Linked DNA regions of Homo sapiens: region 2 is linked to region 1. A link is an interaction called in ENCODE POLR2A ChIA-PET data of the cell type or tissue named here. Cell type or tissue: A673. All regions are shown on one strand. Each heading gives the region's core, and the rest is flanking DNA. Links, peaks and the distances in the headings are about the cores only.

The links. Peaks named below come from ENCODE experiments on the same cell type or tissue, not always from the same donor. Only the 100,000 strongest peaks of a DNase experiment are listed, where the experiment ranks them.
Region 2: POLR2A ChIA-PET joins it to region 1 with 14 read pairs; 3 of 35 experiments call an interaction of 5 or more read pairs at or near these places.

What each region holds. Positions count from the first base shown.
Region 1 is chr13:36,840,984-36,852,426 of GRCh38, reverse strand. SMAD9 (SMAD family member 9) reads left to right here. Exons shown (of 7, transcript NM_001127217.3): 7 at 3,608-7,596. The coding sequence ends at 3,751. Among named protein-coding and RNA genes, the nearest start is that of RFXAP, 27 kb to the right of the region's middle. In A673, for the core only: CTCF peaks have their summits at 1,446 and 3,664 (motif pointing left); a DNase peak (open chromatin) is centred at 1,426; H3K27ac peaks cover 4,921 bases.
Region 2 is chr13:36,435,156-36,446,598 of GRCh38, reverse strand. It overlaps CCNA1 (cyclin A1), which reads right to left. Exons shown (of 9, transcript NM_001413923.1): 3 at 8,724-8,970; 4 at 8,408-8,532; 5 at 7,732-7,955; 6 at 6,416-6,620; 7 at 5,368-5,481; 8 at 4,295-4,428; 9 at 3,729-3,985. The coding sequence ends at 3,934. Among named protein-coding and RNA genes, the nearest start is that of CCNA1, 8.4 kb to the right of the region's middle. RefSeq lists an enhancer at 7,911-9,110. In A673, for the core only: no CTCF peak of the experiment used is centred there; no DNase peak of the experiment used is centred there.

The sequences.
Region 1 (11,443 bases), core at 1,219-9,218:
TCACCTGCTATTTTGTCTGTTGCAAAGTACTCGCAAATGAGTCTAGTATTTCAAAATATGGGCTTATCAAAGTATCGGGGTATGTGTGACAGTTTTCTTACTGCCATGATTCCATCCAGGGAATCAGCATGGCTTGTTCCAGGCATTTTTTTCAAAGTAAATTTTATTAGCACTTTAAAATTACCATGACAAATAATTTTTCTATACTCAAATTATGTTTTTATTATCACTTTAGTAATTATTTAAAAAGTAAGAACAATATAGTTTCCAATTTTAAAAAACAGCTGCTTGAAATTATTTCTCTTTCATGGTGACAAAGCAGTTTCATTCAAATTTAGTGTTTTGAAAGCATATATTATAAAGTTATATTAACAAATAACTTCGAAATCTTTTCAAATGTTCTGTTGCTTTAGAAACGGCAGAGGGCATCATTTGAATCATACAGTTTTTTTTTTTTCCGGGTCTGTGTTTTTAAAATTAGGATGAAATGCCAATATCTCATAGGTAATTATTTCACTCTGATTAAATATAAGCTTATATAGAAATCTGATTTTCCTAATAACTAGATACATTTCTCAGATAGGCAGCATTTACATTCATAAAGCTACACAATTGACACAGAAGACAAACTGTTCCTAATACTGCAGGAACTTTTAAAATAAATACATAGTAAATATAACTATAGATCATTTTTTTTTAACATTTGAGATGAGCAGCTGTAGCTACCACTGGGCTGATGGATCAGATCTCTTTAAGGTTTCTTTCAGCTCTGATTTTTACTGATTCTAGGACTTAGTCAGTCAACAAATGTTTATTGAGCACCTGCCATGTGCAGGCCAGGCACGTGGGACATGCCAATGTTTACTCACAGATCTCTGACCTCAGGGAACCAATATTCTAGGAAGGAGAGATGGATAATAAACAACAGCCAAAACACAGAAGAAGGATGGAAAGAGAAAGTCTGGGGGCAGGGTGAAGGGAATTGGAGCACGGGGGCAGTGGAGTCATCTGCACATGAGGGTGGGCCTCATTGAAAAGGTGACAGGTCAGCAGAGACTGGAAGGAGACATGGAGCTAGGCCCAGGGACCCCTGGAGGAAGAGCAGAAGAAGAGGGAAGAGCAAGGCAACAGCATACACCTGGAAACTCTGAAGAGCAGGCAGGCCAGTGTGGCTGGGGCCTAATGAGCAGGGGAAGTGAGATGAGAGCAGCCGCAGGGAACCATAGCAAGGCCTCCTGAACCTCTGCTACGAGTTCAGCGGTGACTGTAAGGAGGTGGCGAGCTTTTGCAGGGATCAGAGCAGAGCATTTTCATGATCTAACTTCTATTCTTAAAGGATCGCCCTGCCTGCTGTGTGGAGGATAGATATTATACAGGCAAGGTTGCAAGTAGGGAAACCACTTAGGAGGCTATAGTAATAGTCAGGTGAGAGTCGCCCCCACCTGGAGGGATCCAGTACAGCTGTGAGAAGTGGAAGGATTCTGAATTGTGAAGGCGGATCAGGCGTGGGAGAAAAAGAGGAAGATGAAGTTAGTTGCCTTCAATCAAGATGGAGAAGACGCAGGTGTAATTGAGATGTCCGTTGCATTCAAGTGGAGTTGCTGAGTAGCCAGTTCGATATAAGAGTCTGGATTCGGGGAGAGAGGTTTGGGCTTGAAATACAAATTTGGGAATTGTCTGCAAAGGGACCGTATTTAACTCCCTAAGTGTGGATGAGAACACCAAAGGTTTGAGTTTAAACTGAGAAGAGCCGGGCGTGGTGGCTCATGCCTGTAATCCCAGCACTTTGGGAGGCTAAGGTGGGTGGATTGCTTGAGGTCAGGAGTTCAAGACTAGCCTGGCCAACATGGCAAAACCCCATCTCTACTAAAAATACAAAAATTAGCCAGGCGTGGTGGCGCGTGCCTGTAATCTCAGCACTTGGGAGGCTTAGGCAGGAGAATCGCTTGAACCTCGGAGGCAGAGGTTGCAGTGAGCTGAGATCGCACCATTGCACTCCAGCCTGGGTGACAGAGCCAGACTCCATCTCAAAAAAATTAAAATAAATAAATAAGAAAGGGGGCTCTAGGACTGAGCCCTGGGACACTTCAACATTTAAAGATGGGACAGAAGGGACAGAATCAGCAAAGAAAACTGAGAAAGACCAACCAGTGAGGTAGTAATAAGACCAAGAAGTGTGGTGCTTTGGAAGCCGAGAAAAGACAGTGCATTGATGAGAGGATGTGATGAACTAAATCAAATGCTGCCCACATAACACAAAGGCTGAGAGCTGATCATTCATTTTAACAATATGAAGGCCTTTTTTGATCTTGACAAGAAAAGTTTTGTTGGCGGCTGGGGTGAGATGATGATCAGAATGGATTTAAGAGAGAATGGAAGGAGACAAATTGAGATGGCTAGTATGGATGACTCTTCTGAGGGTTTTTGCCAGAAATGGGATAAAAACATAGGGCAGTAGCTGGTGGGGGGTGGAGAAGTATCTTGAAGGTGGAAGACATTTCAGTGTGTTCATATGTTGACGGGAATGATATAGTAGACGCAAAAGATTGCAGGAGAGAAGGGGAAGATTTGCTGGAATGATGTCTCTGGGAAGGCAGGTCTGAGAGTGCATTAATGGGTGGACCAGCTTATTTGGAAACACAAATAATTAATCTGTGGTAAGAGGTAGAAAGGCCAAGTATGTGGATGCAGGTCCTGTGGAAACTTATTTCTGATGTATTCATTTTTCTCATTAAAATACAAAATAAATATCAGTTGCAGGTATGGACAGGGAAAAAGGGGTTGCAGGTTTTAGTGGGGAGGAGCGATCACCTAGGAGGGGGACATGAGAGAAGGGACTGGGGGGTGGGTTGTGACTGCCGGGGACATCACAGGTCCACTTGAGGTTCTCAGTCATGAAAGTAAAATGTGATCAGGCAGCATGGTTGTGTTGAAATCCAAGTTTTAAAAAACTCTACAGAGAATCACTGCTCCCAGTCACAGAACTGATTTACTTGGCTGTGATCTCCCTTCATTTTTAAATATCCTTTCATTGATATATAACATATAGAGAAAAATATGCAAATTAAAAAAAAAAATTTTAACTGTCTCTCCTTTGAATGGTGATAAAAGGGAAATTGCCAGTTGAACTAGAGAGAGAGAGAGAGAGAGAATAAGCAAGCTTTGATAATGAGCCCTGAAAAACCAAGAGCGCCTTCCAGTTCTGTCTTTACCACTTTCAGGTCCAGTCACTGGTCTGCAGTAACCATTTTGTGCAAGACACTGTCCTGGGCATGAAGGGGTGAACAAAAGGTCAAGTTTCTTCCTTTGTGGAAGGGAAAATGATTTTTCAGTGCTTCCCGTGTGACTGGAGTGCCAGAACCTCTCTAGATCCGAGTATTCAGTTGTGAACCCTGAGGGAATGCACTGATTTGGATTCATCTGAAGGCATCTGGTTGGTGTGAGAGTTGACCTGTGTTTACAGGAAGGTAGAGGCCATGTTCTCTCCCTCTCAGGTCTCAGGAGCTACGCTGGGGTGTGGGCTCTGTGCCCCGCTGAGCTCTGCCTGGGGCTCTGGAGGCTGAGTGTAAGTGTGGCACCATCACTCAGCTCCTTTCTTGTTTTTCAGGGTTGGGGTGCTGAGTATCATCGCCAGGATGTCACCAGCACCCCCTGCTGGATTGAGATTCATCTTCATGGGCCACTGCAGTGGCTGGACAAAGTTCTGACTCAGATGGGCTCTCCACATAACCCCATTTCTTCAGTGTCTTAACAGTCATGTCTTAAGCTGCATTTCCATAGGATAGAGGCTATTGCAGGGAGTGGCTTGTATCATTTCAGATTTGCAACTGAAGTTTCTAAAAACATGTGTAAATACATAGAATGTATACTGTTCTTATTTTTTTTAATCACCGTTTGTTTTGTGCTTTCTAGTTAACCTGATGCCAGTACAGTGCAATTGGAAAAGCAGGACTTTGGTGCCTGTGCTATAAGCAGCAGATTTTGTGGGAGGAAACACTTGAGAGGCGATATTGTCAACAGTATTTGAAGGGTGTTAGCAGAATAAAAGACAGCTTTAGTCAGCCGTGTCATTATAAAGCATGTTGTGTGGCCTCACAGAAACATTGAAACTGTTTATACAGCAAAAGTCAGGTATTAGCAGCACTAAAGCAAATATCACTCAGATGAAACAAAGCAGTGAAACCCCTACAGTTTAAATGATGTCACTTTTAGTGCTGTTGGCAAGAAAAAAAAAACAACAAACTTGTACAATGAATTAATGAGATAGGCCATAGAAACTTTATTTCTAAGGTTGACATACCTATAGCTGGGCTCCTGTGCTCATATTCAGTGGTACATTTTAAACAAACTGTGATCGGAAAAGAAAAAAAACTGTGAAGCCAAAAGTCATGTTCCCTCAGTCTACCACTGTAAAAACAGAGTCTAATATGGGAAAATAAATATGAAAATAGCATGAAATGCTGTTTCCCAGATTGCAAGATAAGACCAGAACTTGGTCCAAGAGCCAGCCACCCAGGGAGACTCCTGCTTTCCACAGAGGAGACCAGGTTCCTGTCGTGCTGGTTGTTCGTGTCAGGCAGTCCTGCAAACTTTGAGTCTGCGCAGCGTGCCAGAATAGCTTGTGTTTCAGTCCTGTGTCAAGAAGCAGGTGAAACCAAAGGTTGGAGAAAAGCATCACACGTCGACTTACACTTTCTCATTTCCCACGTTCCAGTCTCCTGGGAAGGGCACTCTTTCGCCACGTTTTCCTGCCTCTTGGCAAATATTAACTCTTTGCAGATCACTAAAGCAACAGTAAAGACTTTGAGAAAATCTAGACACATTATTGGATCAATGAGTTATTTAACCTAGTGTCTAGTGATTATCTAACCTGGAAATAAATTCCCAAGGAAAGTGATAATAATTTCATAATCATCTGCAATTTCTGGGGAACAGTGGTACTGAATAATAAGACATCTTTTAAAAATATACACAATATTAAAAACCTGTTCTTATTTTACTTTAGATGAGGGAGGAAAATCCCCCAAATTTCTAGGTACTTTCATATATATACTTGCCATGCACTAAACACTGCATTGCTTGGAAAAATATTTCACACCCTCTTTAAAAATGTACAATTTAAGATGGCAGTTATGCTTGTAACAGACAGCACTTCAGTAATCCAAGAAGTTTCTTCATTTATACATTTTATCTCAACTCTTTCTAGCATTAGTGCACATGGTAGTTTTTCTAATTAAATTGTATTCAAGGTAGAAATGATCATGTGAGAAAGATATATGATTGAGCTACTACTGTCACCTCTTACAGTTACTAGTGTTAGCTAATAGAAACTTTCATATATACACATAGAAAAGAATTATTACATTTTACATTGAAAAATGTAATATATGGCCCATGTAGTGTATAGAAAAATCTGTAGTTTATTGGTTCATCAACTATGTATTGTGCACCTACCTATGGGTGTCAGGTACAATGTTAGGTACTGTAGAATCAAATGTAAATAAGAGACAGTCCCAGCCCTCAGGGAGCCGAGAACCTAATAGTGAATCTGTTTGTACAGACATCTTCATGTTTCAGAACTTTTAAAACAAAACAAAATAATGTAATCTATCATCTTTTGCTTGAAAGAATGTGATTGATTTCTTATCTCTGTTTTGAAATTATTTCCTTACTCTTCTGCAAAGTCAGGTAATGGATTCCTTGTATAAATGCTACTTTTCTTCCATGTCTCAAAGTTGTTTTTTTTCCTCCCCTTTCTTCCCTGTTTTCCAATAATTCTCCATGTCCCCTTTTCTTAGAAAAGGCATTAATATGGTGAATCTTGTATGGGAACCATTCCATGGGAGAACTTCAACACAGTTTTTGCTCCAGAGATCAAACATAGCTTTCGTGATCTCTCTACCAGCTATCTAACTTATCCTCTGGTAATCTTTTTTTTTTTTTTTTTTTTTTTGAGATGGAGTCTCGCTGTGTCACCAGGCCAGAGTGCAGTGGCGTGATCTTGGCTCACTGCAACCTCTGCCTCCCGGGTTCGAGTGATTCTCCTGCCTCAGCCTCCCAAGTAGTTGGGACTACAGGCTACCACGCCCAGCTAATTTTTATATTTTTAGTAGAGACGGGGTTTCACCATGGTAGCCAGAATGGTCTCTATCTCTTGACCTTGTGATCCGCCCGCCTCAGCCTCCCAAAGTGCTGGGATTACAGGCGTGAGCCACTGCGCCCGGCTTCCTCTGGTAATCTTACACCTTTACAGAATTAATCTAAACTGGTGGCTCATAAATGACATTAAAAACAAAAAAAAAATCTGGATGCAGTGGCTCATTCCTATAGTCCCAGCACTTTGGGAGGCCAAGGCGGGAGGATCATCTGAGCCCAGGAGTTTGGGGCTGTAGTGAACTATGATCATACAACTTCATTCTAGCCTGGGTGACAAAGTGACACCCTGTCTCTAAACAAAAATCAAGAAACAAAAAACTTGTATTTCCCTGCAGCTTTGGGAAGCCAGAACACAATATTGCAGTGAATCTGAATTTTCTGTGACAAATAAATTATTAAATTGGCACATATGATCATCACCAGTCATGTCTCATCAAAAGCCTTTATTATGATGCTTGTACATTTTGAAGAATTTAGAATTAATGAGAAGTTAACCCTTTAGTCATTGTAACACAATCATATTTTAATCAGCTTTTTCTTTTGCTACCAAGAGTTTCAAAAAATAAATGCAGTATTTGATTTCAGGCTGCTAAATGGGCTCATTTAGCATTCATTCCTTGATGTAGACATTAAAAAAAAAACTGAATAGCATTCTTTCCAGGATAACTAATAAAGCAGACATGCTAAGCCTATAAATACATCAGCACTGCAGCACACGTTTAAGGTTGCCACGGACAAGGATCACACAATAGAGAACACTGTAGTAACATTTCGGTCTGCTCACAAGACCCAGAACATTGATCAGTTTTTGTTGTTGGTTTATTATTTTTCTGTTAAAAAATTGTGAAAAGTTTGTTTTAGCTAGATGATATTTTAATAGCTGCGAGTGCTTTGGAACTATAAAGATGTCACTACTTAACACATATACCTTATGTTTTGTTTTGTTTTGTTTTACACTCAGTATAAATCAGGAGAAGTTAGCCAACCATCTAGCATTTAGAATCCTCTTTTTTATTGTCTTCTAAGGATATGGATGTTCCCATAACAGCAACAAAACAGCAACAAAAACATTTCATAAATATCACTTGATAGACTGTAAGCACCTGCTTAACTTTGTGTCCCAAATATTTAGTGTGTATATATATATATATATATACACACACACACACATATATATTCAACAAATAAAGCAAAATATAACATGCATTTCACATTTTGTCTTTCCCTGTTACGATTTTAATAGCAGAACTGTATGACAAGTTTAGGTGATCCTAGCATATGTTAAATTCAAATTAATGTAAAACAGATTAACAACAACAAAGAAACTGTCTATTTGAGTGAAGTCATGCTTTCTATTATAATAACTTGGCTTCGGTTATCCATCAAATGCACACTTATACTGTTATCTGATTGTTTATAATAAAGAATACTGTACTTATATGTCTTTTGGCTCATTTTTCCTGTAAACCTCATAGAAGATTCACTGTATGTGGGTCTGCAGCTCCTTAAGTCAATTAATTTTAAACCATTCTATTTTGAAAATGGGATGTTAAATTCCACATGCTATAGAGAAATTAGGTAGTGGTTTTGAATTAAACACCTTAGAATAACCGTCATGAAGTATAGTTCTTGAAGATACTTCACAGTAACTTTAGAAAGGATATATGTAGAACCTTTTTCTGGATAGTAGCAAATACGTGATATTGCAGTATATAGGAAAGAATGAGCACTTTCATTATTGTAAACATCTGTACATTGCTACAGATTGCCTATTAGAAAGGTGCTAAAAGGCAACTGGTGAGGGAAAACTAAGATGAAATCCAAAGAAATATGAACACATCATCTAAAAATGTAAATTCTCAATTCCTTTCATCTAAATTTCCTTCTAATCTTAAAAAGGAAGGGGAAACTCTATTACCTATAAGCAGCTTTCTTATTTACTTGATCAGAGTTGTCAATTTTTTTAACGAAATGGAGCTCTGTATTCAAAAAAAGTGTTTTGTGGAACTCCAAAATAAAAACACATGAAAGATATGCCTGTTTAGATCCTGGTGGGGACCGTGAAGCCTCCAGTTTACACTGTAAGTTTCTGGAGAGCAGTGATTGTGTCTTGTTTGTCTCCCATGGTTCCCGACCCTGTGCTTGCATCTAATATTTGGTATTGGCATTTCAAACACGAATACACATTCTTTAAACATATCATGGTACAGACATAAAATACTGTCTTTAAACATCAGCCCGTCTTAGAGAAGAAGTATTTTCATCATCCTAGACTCCTTATATTTACTTGTCAGATAGTTCTTATGCATCAGCAGGCACTGTAGATACAATGACAAAGTTTCTACTTTTAAGGAGCTTACCATTTTGTGGAGAAAGGTGAACAAGTAAACCAATAATAAGCAGTGTGCTGTCAGCTGTGACAAGCTGCTGGGACCACCGAGTGACATCTACATCAGGCCCTGGGTGAGTACCAGGGAAGGCTTCTGGGCCGATCCAAGTTGCCATCCTTCACGGCAGTTCTCTTAGTAAATCATCCCAGGCATTCCTAAAGCAGGTTAGTGCCTGCTGTCTGTGTTCCCATAATACTTTGTGCCCATCAATGGTCAGTATCAGTTCCTGCACCCCACTGTTGTTTACTTATCCATCTTTCTGCCAGGCTGGGATGTCTTTAAGGACAGGGATTCCATTTATTCATTTTCAGCATTTTCCAGCTACTGTTTGTTTAGAAAGGCTTTTGGGGATCACATTGTAAAGGCAGAAATGGTAGTTATTTTTAGCTCTTTCTTTAAAAATATCCGAAAGTATTTAGCTTCTCCTTTCAAAATAAAAAGCATTGCCAGTCCGCAGTCCGGCCTGGGCGACAGAGCGAGACTCCGTCTCAAAAAAAAAAAAAAAAAAAAAAAAGCATTGCAGGCCTCCAACTGCATATCACGTAACCATGCACAGCAGATAGGGATCAGAAAAGCGTGCTTGTGATTTATTTTGGAAATAGTTATCCAGCTGCATAGCAGTAGCAAGGAAAAGTAGTTTTAGCAATTAAACAGTTAAAATTGCTTTTATTCTAAGTATTTATTTTCACAATGTGAATTTGAGTATGAGAAGCATAAAGAATTTTGATGTTATAACACCAAGTTAACAGACACTAATTCTGAAAGTTTACCTCCGCATGATCACTGATGGTTCCATTATTTGCATACATCTAATAAAAATGTTAGGCAAGGCCTCAGAATGACTCTTAATCTAAATGCCAATGTTAAATGGAGTAAATATAAGGAAAATTATATTCAGTTTGGTTTTTAAGCCAAAGAGAATTCACACCTGCAACGTGTTCTTTGAAGAGAACGCTTGCAAGTGGCAGGCTAACTTCTCTCTAGTCTCATCATTTAGGAAGGAAAAATTATCAAAACAGGCCAGGAGCGGTGGTGGCTCACGCCTGTAATCCCAGCACTTTGGGAGGCTGAGGCGGGTGGATCACCTGAGGTCAGGAGTTCGAGACCAGCCTGGCCAACATGGTGAAACCCCGTCTCTACTAAAAATACAAAAATTAGCTGGGCGTAGTGGAAGGTGCCTGTAATCCCAGCTACTCAGGAGGCTGAGGCAGGAGAATCGTTTGAACCCAGGAGGCGGAGGTTGTGGTGAGCCGAGACCGTGCCATTGCACTCCAGCCTGGGCGACAGAGCGAGACTCTGTCTCAAAAAAATAAAAAATTAAAAATAAATAAAAATCATCAAAATAATCCATTGATATTTAAGCATAATTTCAAATATTCTGAACATCATGCTGTAAAAGTGTTTTGTCTTTTTTGATGCCATAACAGCATATACTTTCTTATACATTCGGTCTTCAAGCTAAATACAATACCATTTTACAATTCATTTGTTAACACACTTGCTTTTCTTGACCCAATTATTTTAAAACAAATTAAATATAGCCCATCACTAAATGAATGTGGAAAGTGAAATTTGTCTTAATAAATACTGAAGGGTATACTGAAATGATTATAGTACAATGTTTGAAACATGTTGATATGCAATAAAATATTTTAAACAAAATCATTTCTTTCATACACCATGAAAAAATGTTAAATTGATTTTTTTCTAAGGGAGTTTGTGAGATTATAGATTACCGTGAAAGGGGTTTGCAAACAAAAGTTGGCAGAGTTCCTATTTGTTTCTCCTGGTTTGGCATAAAAAGGAAATACAAAGCTCAGTGCTGAAGGACAAGAGAGGGCTCTTCAACTTGCTGAAGGAGTGGAAAAGAACTAAAAGGAATGGAAAGAACTTTTGTGAAACAATGATCCATTGGCATTATACCATATAAATCATGATGGCTTGACATAAAGGAGAGAGGCAGAAATAGGCAGGAGCTTGGAGGTAAAGGGTTTTGCATACTAAACTGAGACATTTGAACTACAGGTTCTTAAATCTACAATGACAATTTAAAGCATTGCTACTAGTTACTTTAAAAAGCAACAGTCTATGATAGACCCTCCTTGGGGCCCCCTGAATCATGATCCCCCCATCCTTGCTCCAGACATGCTACAGATTGCTTTGGAAAATCATGTTGGAAGACATCTGAGAATTTGGGAGTTTAAGGCTCCAAATTGTCCCACTGCTTATAAGCTTTATCTCTACGAGTTTGGTTGAGGTTTAGAAAGCTTTGGGTAAGCACCAGAGGGCACTCAATGTACAATAAATATTGCATATTCTAACTTGAGGGAAATGGTTTTTTGATTCAGAGTATGCAATTGGCTGGGTGTGGTGGCTCATGCCTGTAATCCCAGCACTTTGCGAGGCTGAGGCGGGTGGATCACCTGAGGTCGGGAGTTCGAGACTAGTCTGGCCAAAATGGCAAAACCCTGTCTCTACTAAAAATACAAAAGTTAGCTGGGTGTGGTGGTGTGTGCCTGTAGTCCCAGCTACTTGGGAGACTGAGGCACGAGAAGAGCTTGAAACCGGGAGGTGGAGGTTGCAGTGAGCCAAGATTGTGCCACTGCACTCTAGCCTGGGCAACAGAGTGAGGCTCTGTCTCAAACAAGAAAACAAAGAGTATGCAATCATTTTTCTTACAAGTATTATAGCATACAATCTAATTGGCCACTATTGTGTATACTAGCTAAATTTATCTTTTAAATAAGCAAGATACTAAGCAATGCTTGCCTTAGAAACGTAATGAGATTCACCCCCTACCACTGGAAGACTTTTATTAATTTCCTGTTGCTGCTGTAAAAAAGTGCCACAAATTTTGTGGCTTAGAACAGCATAAATTTATTTTACAGTTCTTACCC
Region 2 (11,443 bases), core at 1,179-9,178, 410 kb after region 1:
AAAGAGTATACACGTCCGTTTCCAAGTTTTAGTGGTAAAATGTCTAGATATTTTAACTCTGGTGGCAAAAACATACTGGGAAAACAGAAACTGAACAGTTTGAATATATCCATATAATTTCTAGGGCTTTTGCTCCTGATAAAAGGTTGGCAAATGCTTTTCCTATAGTTCTCTCTCATGGCTCACTTCAATAGGAGCCCCTACGTTCATGATCATGCATGAGTTCCTCAGAAAGGCCTGGATCTGTCTGAAGTCACAGGTTAAAAAGCCTGCAGAGGCAGACAGGTATGGCACTCCCACACCCACAGCCCTGTCTGAACCAATTTCCATTGCTGGCTGACAAGGAGTGGGGTAGGAAGATGTGGGAAAATCAACAGAACAGATAATCATGGTGTAGTCATATAAGACAATACAATAGTATAAATAACTAGGATTCTACTTATTCATATAATCTCAAAAAACAATGCCACCTAAGATCCCTATCACTGAAGGATGTGAGAGTCAATAACCATTACATTTTAAAAACAAACATTATTGTTTATGGACACATTCTTATGATGTATAGTCATGCATCGCTTCACAATGGGGATATGTTCTGAGAAATGCATTGTTAGGCAATTTCATCACTGTGTGAACATCATAGAGTGTACTCACACAAACCTCGGTGGGATAGTCTGCTCCACACCTAGGCTGTGTGGTATGGCCTCTTGCTCCTAGGCTACACACCTCTACAGCATGTTAGTGTACTGAATACAGTAGGCAGCTCTAACACAATGGCAAGTATTTATGTATCTAAACATATCTAAATACAGGTAAGGTACAGTGAAAATACACAGTATTATAATCTTATGGGACCACATCATATACACAAATCATTGTTGACCAAAACATCATTATATGGCACAAGATTGTATAAAAATGATGCACGGATTTGATCAACACCAAATTCAGGGAAGAAAAACAATGAAAAGAAGGCACATGCAGGCTGCTATTCCCTCTGAAACTGGGCGGGAGATACACAGGTGATGGTTATATTTCTATTTTTAGATAAAGTATTTCAGAGACATAAAAAAGCACTAAGAAAGGGAAGTCTAAGATAAGGGTCAGGCCTTCGCAATCAGTGGGTGTGTGTGTTGTGGGATGGAACGGGGTTTGGGCAAACCACTATCAGCAAAGAACATAAAAGTTACGTGTTCAGTCCTATAATATGTTTTTGTAATTGAGTCTAAATTTTGCATTTGGTTTTAGAAACAAAAGCTCCTTTGTAAAATAATTCACAGTGGAGAACCTATTTCTACAAGGTCCCCTCTAGCTGACACAAATCATTGTAAAGTAAGAATACTACCAGTGAAAGAAAATGTTATTGTGTCTGGGTCCACTTCAAAACAAACACACATATCACAGGAAAGTGATCAGCCAATACAAGTGTGTAAAGGATGAGAGGAAGCTTCCCTAGCCAAGTCCAAAGCCTTAAGGCTTGAAAGGGACAAACACAGCACTTCTACCACCAAAACCTTACCCAGAATTGCCCTCAAGCTGGACACAGGTGGCACACACCTTAGTCCCAGCTACTCGGGAGGCTGATGTGGGAGAATCACTTGAGCCTCGGTGGTCGAGACTGTAGTGAGCCATGATTGTCCCACTGCACTCTAGCCTGAGCAACAGAGGGAGACTCCGCCTCAGAAACAAAACAATAAACAAACAACAACAACAAAAAACAGAACTGCCCTCTCCCACTCCCCACTTGGGAGGAAGCAATTTGTCTGTCATCCTTTTGAAGTACAAAAGGATAGTTGGAAAGTTCAGCTTGTTCATGCAGTGAACAGAAACATACATAGTCATATATTAGAATATGAAATAACGAGTTATTAATCATATAACATAAAAACAGAATTCAGTATTAATACAGGTCCTGTATCCCCTTTGTGAACTGTGTGCAATAAATGTCAAAACATTTAGGGAAATAATTTCTTCACTGGACCCAGAAATGAAGACACCTTGAGAATGTTTATCTGCTGGGAAAAAAAAGCAGGGTGGAGGGAATGTTAAAATCTTTTAAGAACTTGTGGGTACTTAAAAATTTTTTAAAGACTTCATAAAATGTGGCTGTATTTTTATGTTTATAATTTCATTAGAGCTTGAAAGAAACAAAATCTGCAGTGAATTTCATCTATATCCATTTCACCAAAACGTGCCTGAGTGTAACCTCTTCTATGTAAAGGAATCTAGAAGACATGGATTTCTTATCTCCTTGAGAGGTTTTGGAGATAGAAAAAGCAAATCATGTCTTCGGGACCGCCCCATGGAGTCCCCTCTCCAGAGGCCCCTCTGCAGAGGCACACATAGCCCAGAGAGCTCAAGAACTACTGGTCCAGGGCAACTAATTTTGGTGATAACAAGAGCACAGTGCAAATTCACATTTAATCCCCAAAAAGCACCACCCACCCTCAAGGCCAAATCTACTCATTTTTCCTTCCAATCTTTAGAAGAAATTCTAAACAATTGTTTTGTTTTCCATTTTACCCATCTTGTAGCCTACGTAAGTGCTGGGCAGACACATTGGCTCACGCCTGTAATTCCAGCACTTTGAGAGGTCAAGGTGGGTGGGTGGATCACTTGAGCCCAAGGGTTTGAGCCCAGGAGTTCAAGACCTGCCTGGACAATATGGCAAAAAAACCCACCTCTACAAAAAAAAAAAAAATACAAAAAATTAGCCAGGTGTGCCGGGCGTGGTAGCTCACACCTGTAATCCCAGCACTTTGGGAGGCTGAGGCAGGTGGAACAGTTGAGCTCAGGAGTTCAAGACCAGCCTGAACAACATGGCGAAACTGTCTCTACTAAAAATACAAAAAAATAGCTGAGTGTGGTGGTGGACACCTGTAATCTCAGCTACTCGGGAAGCTGAGGCAGGAGAATCGCTTGAACCCGGGAGGCGGAGGTTGCAGGGAGCCAAGATCATGCCACTGCACTCCAGCCACGGTGACAAGACTGAAACTTCATCAGAAAAGAGGAGAGGAGAGGAGAGGAGAGAAGAGAAGAGAAGAGAAGAGAAGAGAAGAGAAAACATATATAGATTAGTGAAGTAAACTGTAGATCATGAAAGATCATGAATAATTCAAGCCATACCAAAGCTTAGGGTAGAGGTCTCCCAGGAGACACAGTTGGTGGGTTGGGTTCATTATTCTGATGTTCCTTCCGAAGGTGAAATTTGCTTTTCTACCTCCCAAAGCAAGCATCTTCTAAGACAGAAATATATGCTTAATGGGTGCCTAAATCAAACCTGATCATAGACATAATAGCAGCCCTGTACAAATGAGCATGCTATCCTTGGATTAGAATTAAATGTCAGTGACCTCTAAGAGCTATGTGACTACATTTGGGCCTCAACCCCTGTCTTACTGACTAGGATGGTAGAGTGAAGCTAGAGCAGGCAGCGCATATTCAAATCTCTTCACCCATCTGTCTACGCTGTCCCTTCCTTCCTTTACTAATCTATGGCGAGCTACCTGGGGAATAAAGAGACAGGAAGGAAAAAAGCCTCAAAGCGGCCATTTACCAAACATGAATATCCCTGGATGCCTTGGAATACTTAATCCTAATAGCATGCCACGTTTACAAAACCAGTTTTGAAGAATATTTGAAATAGACATAACACTTTTAATACTCTCAACAAACATTCCAGACGAATATGTCAGCCATGATAATTAGTAAATAAATCTAACACATGGTCATAAGACAAGCAGTTTATTGTTTAAAAAATGTTGGACTATATTACAAACTACTAAAGTCTAAGGGAAACTAAATTCATTTACATTTTTAAAATGTCATCTATATTGTAAACAACATTAGTTGATCCAACGTGCAGAAGCCTATGACGATTATTGGCACTTCTGATATGGAGGTGAAGTTCTGGAAGTGCTTCCATTCAGAAACTTATTGTAGAAGAAGAACTGCAGGTGGCTCCATGAGGGACACACACAGGTACCTGAAACAAGACCCAAAGCAAGGTCAGCACAAGCCAAGGACTTTGGTTTGATAAAATCTCAGGTCACAGAAAACTTTCCAGTAGTTTTAACAGAATGGAAGGAAGGAAGCTGGCTGACTACAAGTATTAAAAGCTGACAAATTATAAATCTAGGTCTTTTCAAATTTATTTGTAAATTTGTACACGTACCCTTACTTTTCCAACCTGGCACCAGATACACAATTTAATCTATTTTTAATCTAGTAACCATTACTATAACCCATTAAGCTTTAAATAGAGAGCTAAGATATGAAAATGTCAGTGACTTACTTTGAAGCCTTGTACTTCTCCCTAATTGCTTGCTGAGGTCGATGGGGTATATCAAGGTACGCTTTATGAAGCTCACTCAGGCAAGGCACAATTTCACTTAATGAATACCCTGTAAATGCAGCAAGGGTTTCTGGCTAATCAAGACAAAAGAAAAAAATTGCTTCACATAACTTTATATTAGATATCCGAAGATAACCAATTTGAAATAAAGGGAATTAGTCCCTTAGTAAATATTCACATTCATCTCGAAAGAGACCAGAACCCCCTTCAGAGATTTTAGATGTAAAATATCAGAAAGAACAGCCAAGGCTCTAAATTTTCTCATATTATAAATTTATAATGCTCAATTTGGGGCTGGATCACTTTTTCCTTGTTCCCTCATGAGTGAAATTTTTACTGGTCCTTATAGAGCCCTGCTTGCCTGACCATTCTATTTGTACACAACATGAAAAATTTTTAGTCAAAACACTGCAGTGCTGGAATAAGAATTACTTAAAAAAAAGTAAAAGAAAATTTTTAAAAAAAGAAAATGCAGCAGAAAAAAACATAAGCATTCATGAAAATAAGGGTAGACACCCCACTTCTTTTAGTACAACAGTGAGCCTTCAGAACCAAACCTAGGGGTCCATTTCTGATGTTGCCACCTTCTTGGGCAAGAGGCAACACTTTACTGCCCTGTTGTCTTGAAAGCCTGAGGTGCAATCTTCTGGCCATCCTAATTGGACCTAGGTTTTTGTTTTTAATATAGAAGGTAAAAGTCAACAACTTTTGCTTGAAGCAGTCAATGATTGTACCTCAAGGGCCCTCCCTGAATAACAGTGGGCACTGAGGTTCCCAGGCCTGCTTCTGTTGAAGGAGCATGTGATGCTGTCTCCTTGACTTCCTGCAATCTCAGTCCTCATAGAGTGAAGCCATTGAGTCAAAGCCATCATGACTGACCTGGAAGACTCAGTGGCATGTTGTGGTCTGCTGTCAAGTTGACCAGATCCTTATTAAACTAACTTGCCCTCATAAGAGGCAAGCCCATTCTAGATAGACCTTGAATTTCATCTAGAAAGAAGTTAGAATCTTACCCAAAAGTGCTTGTTCACAGTATAGTTTGCCAGGCAAAAAGCTGCTGCAGCTATCAGTGAAGGAAGATATTTCAAGAATGGATCTGCTTCAAGTAGACTCAGCTCTGCTACGTACTAAGCACAAGAGAAGAAAACACATTGGAATTAGAAATGTGACTAAGGTCACAAGTAAGCCTGGAAATGGCAAGGAAATAAATGGTATCTTATCTTTGTTCAGTCGGCATCTACAAAAATAGATGCTCAAAATTACTTACTGGGTTAGTAATTGGTATGCCTGTCTATAACAACAGTAACATTTATGTTTTGGTAAAATGTCAATACAAAAGTATTTGGCCTACTCAAAGTATAGGTGATAGGTTACTTTTCTTATGCTAATAGTTTAGGTTTATGCTGAGATAAAGTGGTACTGCTCTGGCAGCTGGAATTGGAACAGAGATTTTAGCCAAAAGACAAAAATATTAAAGCTATTAATCTATCAGGCAGTTCAGAGACTAGGACAGCACCAGTGGGAATATCTCATATTAGAAGAAACATAGTAAAACATGTGGACATCCTTATTACCCTTTGCACAGCACATAAATACCAGATATCCTAGATTATGGTCACTGGAAACCCAGTTGACCAAAGCAATACTTCAATGCCTTCAACTAAAGTTCTGTAACTCCAAACAACCAAATAATGCTCATTACTTAATATATTAGGATGAGACTAAAACCTTATTAAACTAGATTTACTTTGTTCCCACTCTATAAACCTAGGAGGTTTTGCTTGTATGTGGTCTGTATCCAATAAGAGAACAGTTTCCAAGCTTAAATTTTTAAATAGTTGGGTGATTAGACAACCCGTGCCTGCCAAATATAGTCAATAGTAATGCCTTATAACCAAAAGCTGGGTTCTTAAAATTAGCTCTTTTTCAGCACTGGAACAGTTTTTCTGGGCCTGTGGGAAGAAAACTGAAAAGGAAAAAAGAACTGAAGGATGATTGGGAAAGGTTGATTTTTACGCTCCTTGGCACTGGAAGTTCCTAGAAATCACGCGGCATACACACCTTAGCCAGGTTCTCAGTCCTGACGCACACTCCTTGTCGCCTCAAGTACTGAAGGAGAAACTGGTTGGTGGTTGGTACTGTCAGATCAAAAGCTAGAACTTTCAGAAGCAAGTGTTCCATTTTTAACAGTTGTCGTTTTGTGTATGTATCATCGGTGATATAGACAAACTCGTCTACTTCAGGAGGATATATCTCTTCATATTTCCTGGGAAAGGAAGAGTTTTCAGAAGTAAAACTTAGAACCTTTGGCTCTACTCCTGTGCTACCATAAGCCACGCCTCTCCGCATGGCCCTTGCAGACTTACTTTGCAGCCACATATCCACTTAAATACCACTAAATGACTCAGGGCTATGAAAGTACTAGGAGCTTGTTTCTGGACCAAGAACATGATTATCACAAGGATAGGTTATATTTACTGCTAGGAGTAGTAACAGAAACAATTTCCAACCAAGAATTTTAGGTTTGGGCCTGTGATACACTGAAAGATTCTGAATGACAGACACTACAGGTAAATTCCTACACATTCTACAGACCTCAAATCACTTCATAGAAAAAAGTGTTAAGATCAACACAGTGATAGAAACAAACTCCACAGGCCTCTAGTTTTTAAAAAGATGCTGTTCAACTTTGTCCACTGAATTAGCAAATGATGCTTATAGCCAAGAGACATAATGATATAATTTCACTATGATCAATTCTTTCCTTCTGCCTTTGTTTCTACTTTCTTTAGGGGAATTTTGGCAAGTTTTTCTGCATTAACAATAGAATGTTTGAGACCAGAAGAACAGAAAAGAAACTACCACTCAGCAACAGGTCACTTAAAGGTAGCTCAGCCACAACCCAGCTCTCTTTTCCCACACAATTAGGTACTTTCATGAATGAATGATAGTAACAGGAACCAGTTGAAGTAGTTTATTCACTGTAACCAAATAAACCTGTTATTATGGGTCATTTGCTAGATCATGAAGATAGCTTTTTGTAACCACACTGTCTTTAAATAGGACTTAATAGATAGGAAATAGCAAAAAGACTACACTGCAAAATAGTTAAATTAGATCCTGAATTTGAGATGATGGCTGCCTTAGTCATGACACTGAACTTGTTGCTATAAATCATAACCAGGTGATTGAAGAGTAAACATGTGGTAAGTTTCAGTTTCTCAGTCAATCCTGTGAAGAGGATGATCTTTTATCAAAGGACACATGACTAGTTTTAATTATCAAGCATTGCATTTCTTCAATAAGAAATAGAGGACAAAAATTCCATGTTTTGACAAGTGATAGTTTCATATTATGCAAGCTGAAAGAACACTTACGAAGCCAAAAGCATAGCTGCTGTTCCTACGAGCTGCAGTTTCCCTCTCAGAACAGACATACATGAAAGGAACCTGTCCAGGAAGTTGACAGCCAGATACAGGGTCTCTGCTCGAAGTTTATATTCTTCCCCAACCTCCACCAGCCAGTCCACCAGAATCGTGCGCATGCCTTCCGTGATGTCTGGCTGCTTCTTCATGTAGTGTGCTTTGGGTCTGTGCCTTATCTGATTGGGAAAAGGTTTTGATATTTAGTAGTTGCAATTTCAGAAAGATCATTCCACAATATAGTTGCTATTTAAAAATCTCACAAGCAAAGGTTGGAAAGATTCTGATCAGAGCCAAATAAATCTTTATCATAACAAGGAAGAAAGTGTAAATTTCTGGTTCTGTAAAGTAATTGGTTAGCAAATTAACCTGGGGTTGGGGGGGCAGGGGAGAATGGCAATATGAATTATTCCTAAGAGTGAAATATTTAACATATAAACCCTTTGAATCATGTAGAAATAGTCCAAGCAATTGCGACTTGCCATCACAACTATTATTTTTCATAGATATTCTTATGTTTAGCTGGCATAAGAGTGCCATTCACTAGTGGTTATGGACCAAGAGTTTATAATTTATCTTAGTAATAAGAGCTCGGGTCCTGAAGATTGAAGTAGAAGGTGGGAAAACTTACTTCAGCTTCCCTAAGGTACTGATAAATTTCTTCAGCATATTCAGTCACATTTATCACATCTGTGCCAAGACTGGATATATCTTCAGACTGGGAGAGGAGAGATGAATCTACCAGCATAGGGGAAACTGCAAGAGTTCAACACTGTCAGATAACTCATTTAATTTAAACATTTGTTCAATCCACTAACCCTCTACAGGCAGTTGTGAATACAGTTATTACTTGCTGTTTTTCTCTTGCTAGTTACTAGCTATTGAATGCTGCAGGCAGTTATAAATACAGGGTACCATCAGCCATCAACCATAGGCAAGTCAGTTACCTGTGTTGAAATCCAGCAGGAAGTGCAGGTCTGACTTGAGTGTGCCGGTGTCTACTTCATACACATCCTCAAATGCCATCCCCTCTCTGACCGAGCAGCTGTCTCTGTCCCCCTGCTCTAGTTCATCCATGTAGATGTCAAACCCTTGCTTGGGGGGCTCTTGGACCCCACAGTCAGGGAGTGCTTTCTTTCCAGCTGGAGGGAAGGCATTTTCTGATCCAGAATAACACCTGATTCTTGTGATCCCCTAAAAAACGTTTAAATCTTTTGTTAGAGGCCACGTCAAAGACCACAGAGGCAATGTGAACCTGCATGACTCAAACCAACAGCCTGGGAAGGTAAGATACATTCTAAACTGAAAAATCTATGTCGGCAATTTAATTCCAAAAAAAAAAGGTCTTCAAAAGTGTAATTTTTCCCCCCTTATCTTTGTCTACATTTGATATTTGGAGAAAGAGCTACCTAAAATTTTAATCTACCTCACATATGTATCAAAGGAAACTCAAGATTGTAGAAAAAAGAAAACCTATAGCTCTCTTCCAAAATGAAATGGGTACCACATATAAAGGGAAAACTGTAAATTGGCTTTCATATTTATAGCATCATGAGATTTTATAAGTAGTCAGCATAACTCTTGATGCAGTGACTGAGTTCCTACAATTCCCCTCCTTAAATAAATAACTTTTTAGCCAGAAGGCCCCTATAATGTTTCCATTTTATATCCACTTATTAAGAAACACGATTTTGGAAACTGATGCTGCTAAATTCTCTTACAAGCCACAGAACCTTTACGTATGACATAATGCATTTACTCTTGGGGAAATTTCTTAGTCACTTCTCCTTTTTCTCTATTCTTATAACATGAACAATGGGAACAACTGTGGTGCCGCCACAGTGAACAAGCATAATGCATCAAACACTGTTGCATATTAAGGTGAGCCATGCCAGATGGCATGAATGTCAGCTGAATCAGGGCAGGTGGGCAGCTCTATGAACCTGAGCTATATTTACGCAAATGCCAGCTCTGTCTACCACATTAACATTTTGTTTATAATGTATCTTGGTGTGTACTGTTGAAGGCTACTTCTAAGTTAGTAGGTGGTTCCATAACTCTCCCTTTTATTTATCAAGTTAAATAGGTGACTTATGTCTGTAAGAAAACGAACACTTATGGTAGTAATTGGGGGGAAATCACAAAGACAACAAAGAGTCACAATCATAAGTTACTGTAACCAGATAACCAAGTTACTGCGAAGTTTGACTCTTGCTACAACCACAGCTCCAAGTTACTGCCAGGTTTGACTCTTGCTACATAGATACTGTGTCCATAGGCTGGGACATATATTTAATAAACAAATATTTACTGAGTATCTACTATGTGCTAGAAGCTTTTCTCGTGCCCAGAATTTAGCAGTGAACAAAATGTTTAAAAAGAACTACCTTGATGGAGTTTATATTCTAGTCTGTGGAAGAAGACTGAAACAAACTAGAAAAGACACAGTAGGAGCAAACAGAGCAGAGTGAGACAGTCATATAGGCCATGAGGACAGAAAGAAAAAAGAGGCCAATCATGAAGCACTTACCATAGGCCAATTAAGGATTAGTTTTCATTACTATTATTTTGTTTTTGTTCACTTGCCAAGGCTGATCTAAGAATTGGCTTTTATTCAGAGACAGGAGCCACTGGAATTTTGGGCAAAGGAGTGGCATAATCTTTTCATTTCTTAAAAGGATGATTCTGGCTGTGCACAGGTGGAGAGTAAGTAAGCCAATCAATTACAAAACTTGAAAATTCTAAGTGAGACACAATAGGGATTTGAACCAGGGAAGTAATTGTAAACCATGAAGAGCAAAATAGTTCTAGACATTTAAAAAGTAGAGTTAATAATATTTTCTCATAAGATTAGATGTGGGGTGAGAGAAAAATAAGAATCGAGGAAGACAAAGGTTTGGAGGCTAAATAACAGAAAGGATGGCTACTCCATTTACTGAGACAAGGAAGACTTGGGAAGAGCAGTCTGGGAGTAGGGAAAAGGATGGGTGTTTCGTTTTATACGTTGCTTATTATATGACCTAAGTGGAGATGCCAAGTAGGCTCCTGAATATGTGAGCCTGCAATAAACCTCAGAGGCCCAGGCCAGAGATAGAAATATCAGTCATCACCAAATAGAGAGTGTTTAATGCTAGGAGACTAAGAGGCTACTAAGGGAGTGAGTGCAAGATTTAGATCAAAGACTAGGTCCTAGGGCACTCTAACTTGTACAGACTATATATATAAGTAACAATTAGAATATCAAACAGTGGCCAATGAGCTAGGTAGAAAACTTGGAGAGAGTGGTGTTCTACAAGCTGAATGAGAAGAAATTATTTCAAGGAAAAAATAATGATCAGCCATGTCAAATAATGCTGATCAGTCGAGGAAGGAAAAGACTATGAATTGAGTCCAAATAGAGCAGGAAAAGAACTAGAGACAGAGAACATTCATCCAACAAACAATGTGTGCCATCCTGGCCAGGCCCAGGTCTGTTCAAAGTAATGGACACACAACAGTGAACATGACAACCTAAATCAACACCTGGATGGAGCTTACATGTTAGTGGGAAAGGCAACATTATATATGTCAAGATACGACAAACTCTCAAGATATGTGGCTTTAAATGGGATAGCTTCTGTCCCATTACTTAAATTTCTTTAAGCACTTAAATTACTTTAATCGACAT